Linked DNA regions of Homo sapiens: region 1 is linked to region 2. A link is a contact called in ENCODE Hi-C or POLR2A ChIA-PET data. All regions are on one chromosome and are shown on one strand. The core of a region is the stretch at or near the end of the contact, and the rest is flanking DNA. Distances in the headings are between cores, read along the strand shown.

Region 1 (5,124 bases), core at 1,280-3,779, 38 kb before region 2:
TTCAGAAGAACATCCTTGATGGTGTGAGCAGAAAGATCCAGGGATCAGGCTGGGGACCCGGGTGGACAGTGAGGGGCTCGTGTACCTGCAGCAAGACATCACTGGGGGAGCAATGAGGAGACAGGCGCACACACACACACACACACACACACACGTGCACACATTCAGCCAGTGGAAGCCTGGGTCTTTCCTGAAGGGGGGAACGTGGAGCACTCTCCCAGGGTGACATTGTTTCTCGTTCCACGCTAAGGAGCATCTTTCGTGTGAGGCGCCCAGGTGCCCAGCCGGGAAGGAGACAGGCCAGACGCGGCGCACATGCCTCCCAGAGCCCCCAAGTTCTTCCTGCTCTCCCTCCCTCAGTGGCCACGGGGCCCGAGTTCAAATGTGTGTGCAAAAAGGACACACGAGGAGCCCCCGAGACAGGCTGCAAACCCCCTCCTGCCTCGGTTCAGCATACAAGTGCCCTCTTAGCAGATTCTGTCCCCAATGTGGGAACATTTGGTCAGTAACAGAGTCACTTGCCAACGCACTAAAAATAACCCACCAAGCATATCCCTGCAATGGCAGGAATTCTGGCTGGCCCTTGTTCTGCCCGCTGATCAGGGGGCCAGTGGGGGCACAGATCCCCACTCCCACTGGGGGCTGGGGAGGGGGGAGAGGGGGCAGACTTGGGGGATGAGGGTCTCCTTCTCGGGTGACTGGTCCTCTGTGCTTAACCTGCATTATTCTTGCATTTAACACTCACAACATCCCTACTAGGCAGGGGTCGTTAACGTCCCATTGTATAGATGAGAACACCGAGGCTCAGAGAGGTGAGGTCACCAGCTTTAGGTCTCAGCTCTGTCCTGACACTCACGTCTGCTCTCTAAACTGCTGTGCTTCCTGACACTTGCCCTTCACAATTTAGGTGAATTCCAGGAAGGGTCCACATTTCAGCTGCGGACGGAAGGGAGTTTGGGATAAGGATAGGGGCTTGGAGGCCTTGGGGGGCTGGGGGCTGTGGGGAGGGAGAGCTAGAGTGGCCCCAGCTCTGCCTCCTCAGCCCTGCTAAGGAGGACAGTGTTCTGCCTATTAATCATGTTTCATTTATATTAGCTTGACTCGATCTACTGTATATTTGAAATGGATTTAATTTTAGATCACGCACTATGGAAGGGGGCCAGTTTGGTGTAAGGAGCATTATGAATATTTTCCATAAGCTGGATATACATTATCCAGGGACAGATATATGAGCAGCAGCACAGGGCTCCTGGCTGGGGGAAGGGAGCTGCTCTCTCCTCCCTTCCCCCGACTCCCCTGAATCCCAGGGTCACAGGGCTTTGGAGGGACCCATCTTGACACCCTGCCCCTGTGGGTGTGGTGGGCTGTCAGCCCCATCTTTCCCCTGCCTGTGACCTCATCCCCATTGACCTCAAAGCCGCCGCTTCTCCCAGCTCCTTGCCGACTGGCAGGCCTGAGAGATGTGTGCAAGGTGGGAGGGGCCCAGGACCGCACCAGATCCCAGGGCCAGGGGACACTGGCCTGACCTGCTCTGATTCCCCAGAGCTGTGGGAGGCACAGGGCATAGCCTGAGATACAGACCAGGGGGTGGGACTTGGAGGAGAAAGGCATCAGAACACCCACCTTCAACCCTAAGCTCTGATGGAGGAGGAAGCCAGGTTCTCGCTGGCAAGCTGATGGGTGGCACCTTCCAGCTCAGCCAAGCAGCAGTGGACAGGCTACACCTTCCCGAGAGCCCCCAGGCCTGGGCTGGGATGCCCCTTTCCTGGGGGCTGGCCGTGGGCCTGAGTCCTGAGGTCTTGTCCCTGACAGAGGGCATTAAAGCTAGAAGGCCCCTCTTGAGACAGCCTGTGACTCCAGACTCAAGCTGGGGAAACTGAGGCCCAGAGAGGATAAGGGTCTTGCTTAGGGTCGCAGAGTGAGCAGGGAAGGTGCACATAGGCACTTACTTGCCTAATGTTTTCGTGCTGTAACGTGCTTCCCTTGTTGGTTCTCCTCTGAGCCTCACACTGGCCCTGCCCCCTGAGGAAACTGACACTCATGGTGGTCGAAGGAGAAGCCCGTGGACGCACACTCACACTCACACTGGGGAACAGCAGAACTGAGTGTCAGAGGCCTGCTCCGCAGCTCTGTGTGAGCCACGTGTGGCATCGGACTTTACGGACAGAGGAAACCATAGCTTAGGAAGGTGATGACATTCATATCCACACCTAAACCTTTTCTCTTCCTGCACCTCAAATCTGTGCCCCCATTCCATTTCCTTATCTAGATAAGTGGCTCCACCATCTCCCAAGCTGCACATGACCCAAATCCGGCTTTCATCCCTGCCGCCACCTCTTCTCCCCCGCCACCATCACCACGACTGATCAGTCTTCCCGTAACTGACCCTCTCTGGTCTGCCTGCTTTTCTCCTTCACCCCCATCTCCTTTACCCAGGCTGCCACTGTCTCTCCCAGCCCACCGCATGGGCCTCCTGGAGTGTCCACAGAGTCTCTGCCAACTCCAGTCTGTTCCCTGCACCGTGGCCAGAGGACCTTGTTTAAACACAGCACAGTCACATTGCACACTCCTCCTCTTGGCATTCCTAGGACCAAATCCTGAATCCGGACGCTGGACAAGAAGGCTCGCCAGAGAGTGACTCCTGCCCAGTTCCCCAGAGTCACACCCTCCTCCCGCCTCTCCACCTCCAGGGTCAGCTTCCATGCCTTTCCAGCTCTTTACCTGCCGTGCGCCGTGACCCTCCACTCCAGGACCTCGGCACACACTGGTCTCTCGACCTGGACCTCTGCCCCCTTGCTCTGTACCTGGGGGTTGAAGGGTTTACTCCTCTGCAACCTGCAAGCTCTGTTTTGACTATTCCAGGGAGGCTCTCTGATCACACCTACCCTTCCCCACCCAAGTCTAGCTCAAGACCTACTTCTGCCTTTTGCAAACCCTGCAGCCGTAAGGGGATAGCTGGGGATGAACTCTCCACACCCAGCCGCTTTGGAAAAGCGCTGGGCCTGGAGCGGACAGGTATCAGCTGCTATTCCGTCCTCCCCACTACGGGCACATCCATCAGCTCCTCCGTCGGCGCAGAGTATAATACACCCGTCACCCACCCCAGCCTGGGCTGGCAGCCTTTCAGAAGTGGCATGCAACGTTTCTCTTATTCATTCTTAATTTAAGGTTTTGTGAGTTGTAATAACCCCCCTTCCCCCCAAATCACTGGGGATGGGGACCTCCGTGTCAGCCCCGGGCCAGGAGAGCTGAAGGGTAATTGCATTGCACATATGCTAATGGTTGTCTGGAGAAGACAATGGCAACAGGGGGCCTGGGATGGGGCCTATCTCAGTACCTAGAGTACCTGAGGGTGGGGGAGTGTGGGCTGGGTTTGGGGGACTGGTGTTGCAAGCCAGATGGGGGCATTGAGGGCTTGTGTGCTCCGCAGTCCGTAGTAGAGAAGATGAGAGAGGCTGGGAGTCCCAGTCTAGGGGGCTTTACTGGAGACAGATGCCCTGGAAAGGGCCTGAAAAACCCCTTTCTTCCTCCAACTCCTCCTGTCCCACCCCAGAGTGCAGGCTGCTCCCCTCTTTTCTGGGACCAGAGATGGCTCTCAAAGAGAAGGAGAACTGGGGCACATGGATGTTGCACTGGGCACTCAAATCCTGGTCCTGCCTCCTACAACCTGTGTAGCATCAAACAAGCTACTGAACCTCTCTGAGCCTCAGTTTCCTCATCTTTAAAAGTTTTTGTTTTTTTTTTGACAAGGTCTTGCTCTGTTGCCCGGGCTGGAGTGCAGTGGCGTGATCTCCACTCACTGCAACCTCCCCGTCCTGGGCTCAAGCAATCGTCCCACCTCAGCCTCCAAGTAGCTAAGAGCACAGAGGAGCACCATCATGTCTTTTTTTTTTTTTTTGAAATTTTTGTAGAGACAGGGTTTCACCATGTTGCCCATGCTAGTCTCGAACTCCTGGACTCAAGCGATTCACCCACCTCAGTCTCTCAAAGTGCTGGGATCACAGGCATGAGCCACTGTGCCTGGCCAAAAGTCTTTTTTCTTTTTTTTTTTTTTTTTTGAGACAAAGTCTTGCTCTGTCACCCAGGCTGGAGTGCAATGGTACGATCTTGGCCCACTGCAACCTCCACCTCACGGGTTCAAGCAGTTCTCCTGCCTCAGCCTCCCAAGTAGCTGGGATTACAGGCGCCCGACACCACTCCCAGTTAGCTTTTGTATTTTTAGTGGAGATGGGGTTTCACCGTGTTGGTCAGGCTGGTCTCGAACTCCTGACCTCAGGTGATCCAACCACCTCAACCTCCCAAAGTGCTGGGATTACAGGCGTGAACCACCATGCCTGGGCAAAAGTCTTTTTTTACTCGTACCTGCCTCTAGGTTGTTCTACGCTTTAAAAGAGATAAAACACAGAAGCAAGTTGCAGAGCACTTAGCATAGATAGGTCTTCAACGAGTTAAGTGATGGCTGAAGTTTTTATGACTATTGAACTAAGGTGGGTCTGCCCACAATCTGTGATGAGCTGGGGTGTGGGACTCCTGACTTCCTACCTGGAAGGGAGGTGCTTCCAAGATGGAGAGAGGGTCTTGAGGCACCAATGTTCCTTCCTCGGAGGTCTTCTGCCACCTCCCATCAGAGGAGGCTCCTTCTCCCTTTCCCTCTCCCTTCGCCCTGCAACATGCTCCTGCTTCCTTCACTAATTCCAGCTTGTGATGAGATATTTGTTTTCTTGCTTATTGTCTGCCCCCTCTCCAGACTGTGGGTTTATCATAGTGCCTGGAAAAGGCCTGGCACATAGTAGGTGCTCAATACATATTTTCCCACTGAAGGAGTGATTGATTGACATCCATGCAGAAAAGTGGGGGGTGAGGGCATGTGGATCAGAATTCAGGCAGGGGTGGTCTCCTGGACCCATGTTCCCTCTGTCTTGGACCTCAGGAATGACACCTGTCACTCACCTGCCCTGCCCTCCCTAGGGCCCCATGCCCGTTGTGTCACTGGCATGGACCTTTCCTACCTCCCTGTGGATTCAGGGCTGATGGGGAGCCAGGACGCCCTCTGGGCATGGGTGTGGAAAGGACGGTGCTTTCCAGGCCGCTGTCCCCAGTGTCCCCTCCCAGGCACTTCCCTCT
Region 2 (4,472 bases), core at 1,580-4,079:
CTGGAAGGCTCCCTGGTTGTGACGTGTGCACCTCAGGGTTTTAGGACACAGAGTTCAGCCCCATCTGCCCACAGGAGGGTGCTGGGAGGAGCCAAGGCCTCTCTGAGTTCTCTCTGGGTCCGGGGCAGAGGGGCATGGCTGTGGAGGGTCCTGCTGTGAGTCCCATCAGGACCTGTGGCAGGGGTGGATCATCTGGAGAGGAAGCCGTGGAAGGAAACTCCCACCTTCAGCCTCCTGGATGGCAGGGGAGGGGCTCAGCCAGCCCCATGATCATGTGCCTGGCATTTGCAGGGCTGTCCTTAATTTCCACTGTGGGTAGCCGGTGAGCCTGGTAGTTGGGTGTGTAAGTCATGTGGCCTCAGGCAGGTTACTCTACCTTCCTGAGCCTCAGTTTCCTTCTTTTAAAAAAGAGATAGTGATCTCACAGACCTCTTACTGTTGTTGGGAGGATTAACTATAAACCTTTTAGTATGGTGTCTGGCACACAGTAGGGCACTCCGTAAATGATGGTTATCGTCATCATCCCAAGAACTATGCTTGCTATGATATAGTTTTTTTTTCTTTATTATCTTCTTGCAAAATTACAAGGGGCAGGACTTTTATGTCCATTTTAAAGGTAGAGAAACTGAGGCCCCAAAGCTGCTCAGAACTTATCAAGATTCCAAACAGCCGATTGGTGGCGAATTTGGGAATAGACCCCAGGCCTACCGGCTCCCATCTTGCCACCCTACCTGGCAGCAGACCAGGGGATGGAGTGTCTGCCCCCAGTGTGTGAATTCCCAGGAGCTGAAAACAAAGAACCGGGATTCGGATTCGTCAACACACTCCCACGGGGTGACTCACCCGAGAACGAGAGCCGGGATCTGCCCTAGCACATTCCCACCTCCCGGCCTGGCAGCAGCAGCCCTGCTGACCTGAGCGCCCAGGAACGGTTGAAGGGGGGTGCCGAAGAGGGGGGTGCACTGGCAGTGGGGAAGGGTCTCACAACCGCTGCCCACCTGGCCAGACTGTGGTGCCTCAGGGCAGCTGCCTCCCGCAGCTTGAGGGTCCCTGATGCTTAGAGGGCCTGGGCCCCAGGGGACACCCACGGTAGTGTCCTCAGCCTGGGGGCAGGAGAGTGGAGCTGGGAGTGGGAGTGGGGCGTGGGGCCGGGCGCCACAGGCTGGGAACAGCTTGCAGGTTTTACAGGTCACATTATCTTTTATGGGCATCCTAAAAAGAATGTCAGGCACTAGAGGGTTTTTTTTCCCCTTTTCTTTCTTTCTGTCTCTCTCTCTCTTTTTTTTTTTTTTTTTTTTTTTTTTTTTTTTTTTTTTTTTTTTTTTTTTTGACTCTGATCACTGCAGTTGCCACTGCAGGATTTTTATCGCAGGCCTGGTCCCTGAGGAGCCAGGCAGCCCCACTGGTACCTGCCAAGGACTGGGTGCTGGGGGAAATCGGGGTGGGTCGGGGTGGGGTGGAGCAGCGTGGCTGCCGGGAGCAGCACGCTCACTTCTTCTTCAGATGGAAGGGCCTGTGTCTCCCCCATCAAGCTAGGACAACAAAGGGCCCATGTCTCCTCCATCAAGCTAGGACAACAAGCTCAACTTCCAAGTACAGCCTTTTCCTCTCCCCTCTACGGATCTCTGCCCGCAGGAGAGTTCAGTCCATGGTGGGGACTAATTCACTTCCAGCATCAGCTCTCTGGCCCTGCATCTCCTAGATTAGGGAGTAGAGAATCCCCATGAAGACGCTGGCTCTCCCCACCCTTTCCCCAGCAGCTCAGTGCCCCTGTGGTTCCATCTGCAGCTGATCTCACTCCCAGGAAGCTGCCTGGCCCCTGGTATCCGCAGAAACCAGCTTTGGGGCCCAGAGGTCCTGCCTGGGCAGCCTCATCTCCCTCACCTTTCAAATGGCTTGGGTCCCCCAGAGCCTACTGCCTCAAGGGCATTGTTTTGGGGGCATTGACTCCCTATTTTTAAGGAAAGCACCGTTCTGGAACTGACAGCAAGATCTACAAGACAAGTATGTGTGTGTTGGAATGGTGGGGGATGCTGGGGAGCACGTTCAGCCAAGAGAAGGACATTCCAGGACTCTCTCTTTTTTTTTTAAGACAAAATTCCACTCTGTTGTCCAGGATGGAGTACAGTGGTAGGATCACTGCAGCCTCTGCCTCCCAGGTTCAAGCGATTCTCCTGCCTCAGCTTCCCGAGTAGCTGGGATTACAGGTGTGCACCACCACGCCAGGGTAATTTTTGTACTTTTAGTAGAGATGGGATTTTCACCAGGTTGGTCAGGCTGGTTTCAATCTCCTGACCTCAAGTGATCCGCCCACCTCAGCCTCCCAAAGTGCTGGGATCACAGGCGTGATCCACTGCACCCGACCTCAAAGACTCTTTGAGTCGACATGGCATGGTGGTTAGAGATATTGATTTGAGGTCCCAGCTCCACTGCTTACCGTCTCTGAGCCTGGCTTTCCTTACCTATAAGACGGGGATGATAAACAAGGGTCTCAGCCTCATTAGGCTGCTGGGGAAAGTCACTGAGTTCACAGACCGTGGCACACAGTAAGAGCTCAATAAATGCGTATGATCATAATTGGTGTTCTTATGAATCAAGTCTGGGTACAGCTGAGCCGCTGCTTTCTGTCCCTGGGGACTCCGGAAAAGGAGGTGTGGGCTGACGTGGCAGCAAGACGCACCACGGTGACATGGCAGGAACAACGCCAGGCCATGATACCAGGCGAGGGGGCCGGGGGTGAGACAGCTCTTTGCCCTGAGATGGTTAAGAAAGAGGAGAGACTGGCCAAGAAAGTGAGTGCCGCCCAGGAAAATTAGGCAGCGGGCCTGATGAAAACCAGGCAGCGAGCCAAGCGAGAAATGTGACCTTCCTTCTGCCTCTCCTTTTTCTTTCCTCAGAACCCGGGGAGGGGTGGGGCAGGATGGCTGCCTGCAGCTGGGGCTTGGGCTGGAGGTACCACTAGGACCGATGGGGTTGGGGGCATTGTCCAGGCAGGGAAGGAGAAGGAAGCCTACGGAAGAGGAGAGGAGGCCGGAAGAGGATGTAGAACTGCACGAAGCCGGCCAGCCGAACTTGGCTTTAGAATCAGACAGGTTTGTAGGGCCTGCTGGGATCCTAGCAGAGCTCTATTATATGCCAGTCATTTTACCCACAAGAAAACAAAGACTCAGAGAGGTGGGGTGACTTGCCCAAGGTTACACAGCAGGCAGAGTAAGAGCCCTGGCTGGAACTCGGGGTTCCTGGCTTTCAGACCCTTCTGACTTTCCCTGCTCTGAGGGTAGCCCAGAGAAATTCAGCCCTTAGCCCAGTGCTCTGAAGGCCTGGTTTTCTCAGGCTGGGGCAGCGCAATGAGAGCATGAGGTCTCAAACCTTCTCCCCCAACTAAGGGTGGCCGCTACCCAGGGTGCCCTGATGGTGGCTCCAAGGGCCCCCTTCAGTCTAGAGTATCTCTTACAAGTTTATGTAAGTTTGATGTGCTATTCCATAAGGGATTTGTGTTGCTTAAATAAAAGTTAATGCAGGTCGGGCGTGGTGGCTCACACCTGATTTCCAGCACTTTAGGAGGCCGAGCGGGGGAGAGTGCTTGAGACCAGGAGTTCAAGACCAGCCTGGGCAACATGGTGAGACCCCATCTCTACAAAAAATTTTTAAAAATTAGCCAGGTGTGGTGGCAAGCACCTGTGGTCCCAGCTACAAGGGAGGCTGAGCCAGGAATCACTTGAGTCCAGGAGGTCGAGGCTGCAGTGAGCTGTGTTCACACCACTGCACTCCAGCTTGGGAGACAGAGTGAGACCTTGTCTCTAAAAAAAAAAAAAAAAACAAAAGTTGGCCAGGTGCGGCGGCTCATGCCTATAATCTCAGCGCTTTGGGAGGCCGAGGCGGGTGGATCACTTGAGGTCAGGAGTTTGAGACCAGCATGGCCAACATGGCGAAACCCCGTCTCTACTAAAAATACAAAAATTAGCCAGGTGTGATGGCGGGCGCCTGTAATCCCAGCTACTCGGGAGGCTGAGGCAGGAGAATCGCTTGAACTCGGTAGGCGGAGGTTGCAGTGAGCTGAGATGGTGCCACTGTACTCCAGCCTGGGCCACAGAGCAAGACTCTGTCTCAACAAAAAAAAAAAAAAAAAAGAAAAAAAAGAAAAGTTAATGCTCCCCCACCCAAAATTTAAGAAAGAAACTGATGGATTGGGAAGACGTGCCAGTTTATCCCAGGGCTTCATCTCCCCAGAGTGGGGCCAGCTCTGCCTGCTAGTGAAGCTCACAATTAATGATCCACTCAGATGTTAGTTTCTTAAGGCCAGGGATTTTGTTAGTTTGGTCACTGCTGTGTCACCAGCACTCAACACAGGGCTTGGCACATAGTAGGTGCTCAATAAATATGTGCTGAATGAATGAGTGAATGAATGAGCAAGGTTGTCCAGAAAGCCTGTCTAAGGAGATGAAGTTCTAGCTGAACTCTGAAAGACAGAG

The links. Hi-C counts contacts between places; a loop is a spot of excess contacts on that map. ChIA-PET counts read pairs that join two places held with the same protein, here RNA polymerase II (POLR2A). Pooled maps may share reads with other maps.
Region 1: a loop to region 2 is called in a map of heart right ventricle, with 3 times the contacts of the local background. The contact joins two enhancer-like sites. A Hi-C loop is called at or near these places in 8 of 168 maps with a recorded cell type or tissue (K562, Right ventricle myocardium inferior, cardiac septum and 4 more) and 6 of 50 pooled maps. POLR2A ChIA-PET finds 5 or more read pairs at or near these places in 3 of 52 experiments (K562, RWPE1 and WTC11).

What each region holds. Positions count from the first base shown.
Region 1 is chr1:10,858,339-10,863,462 of GRCh38, reverse strand. No RefSeq gene overlaps it. Among named protein-coding and RNA genes, the nearest start is that of CASZ1, 64 kb to the right of the region's middle. RefSeq lists enhancers at 1,532-2,033, 2,413-2,913. Within about 2 kb of position 2,529, at least 5 of the 41 ENCODE cell types and tissues checked have a DNase peak (open chromatin) inside an H3K27ac peak, as active enhancers do; they include heart right ventricle, where a contact is called at or near this core.
Region 2 is chr1:10,821,490-10,825,961 of GRCh38, reverse strand. No RefSeq gene overlaps it. Among named protein-coding and RNA genes, the nearest start is that of CASZ1, 27 kb to the right of the region's middle. RefSeq lists enhancers at 475-992, 993-1,510. Within about 2 kb of position 2,829, at least 5 of the 41 ENCODE cell types and tissues checked have a DNase peak (open chromatin) inside an H3K27ac peak, as active enhancers do; they include heart right ventricle, where a contact is called at or near this core.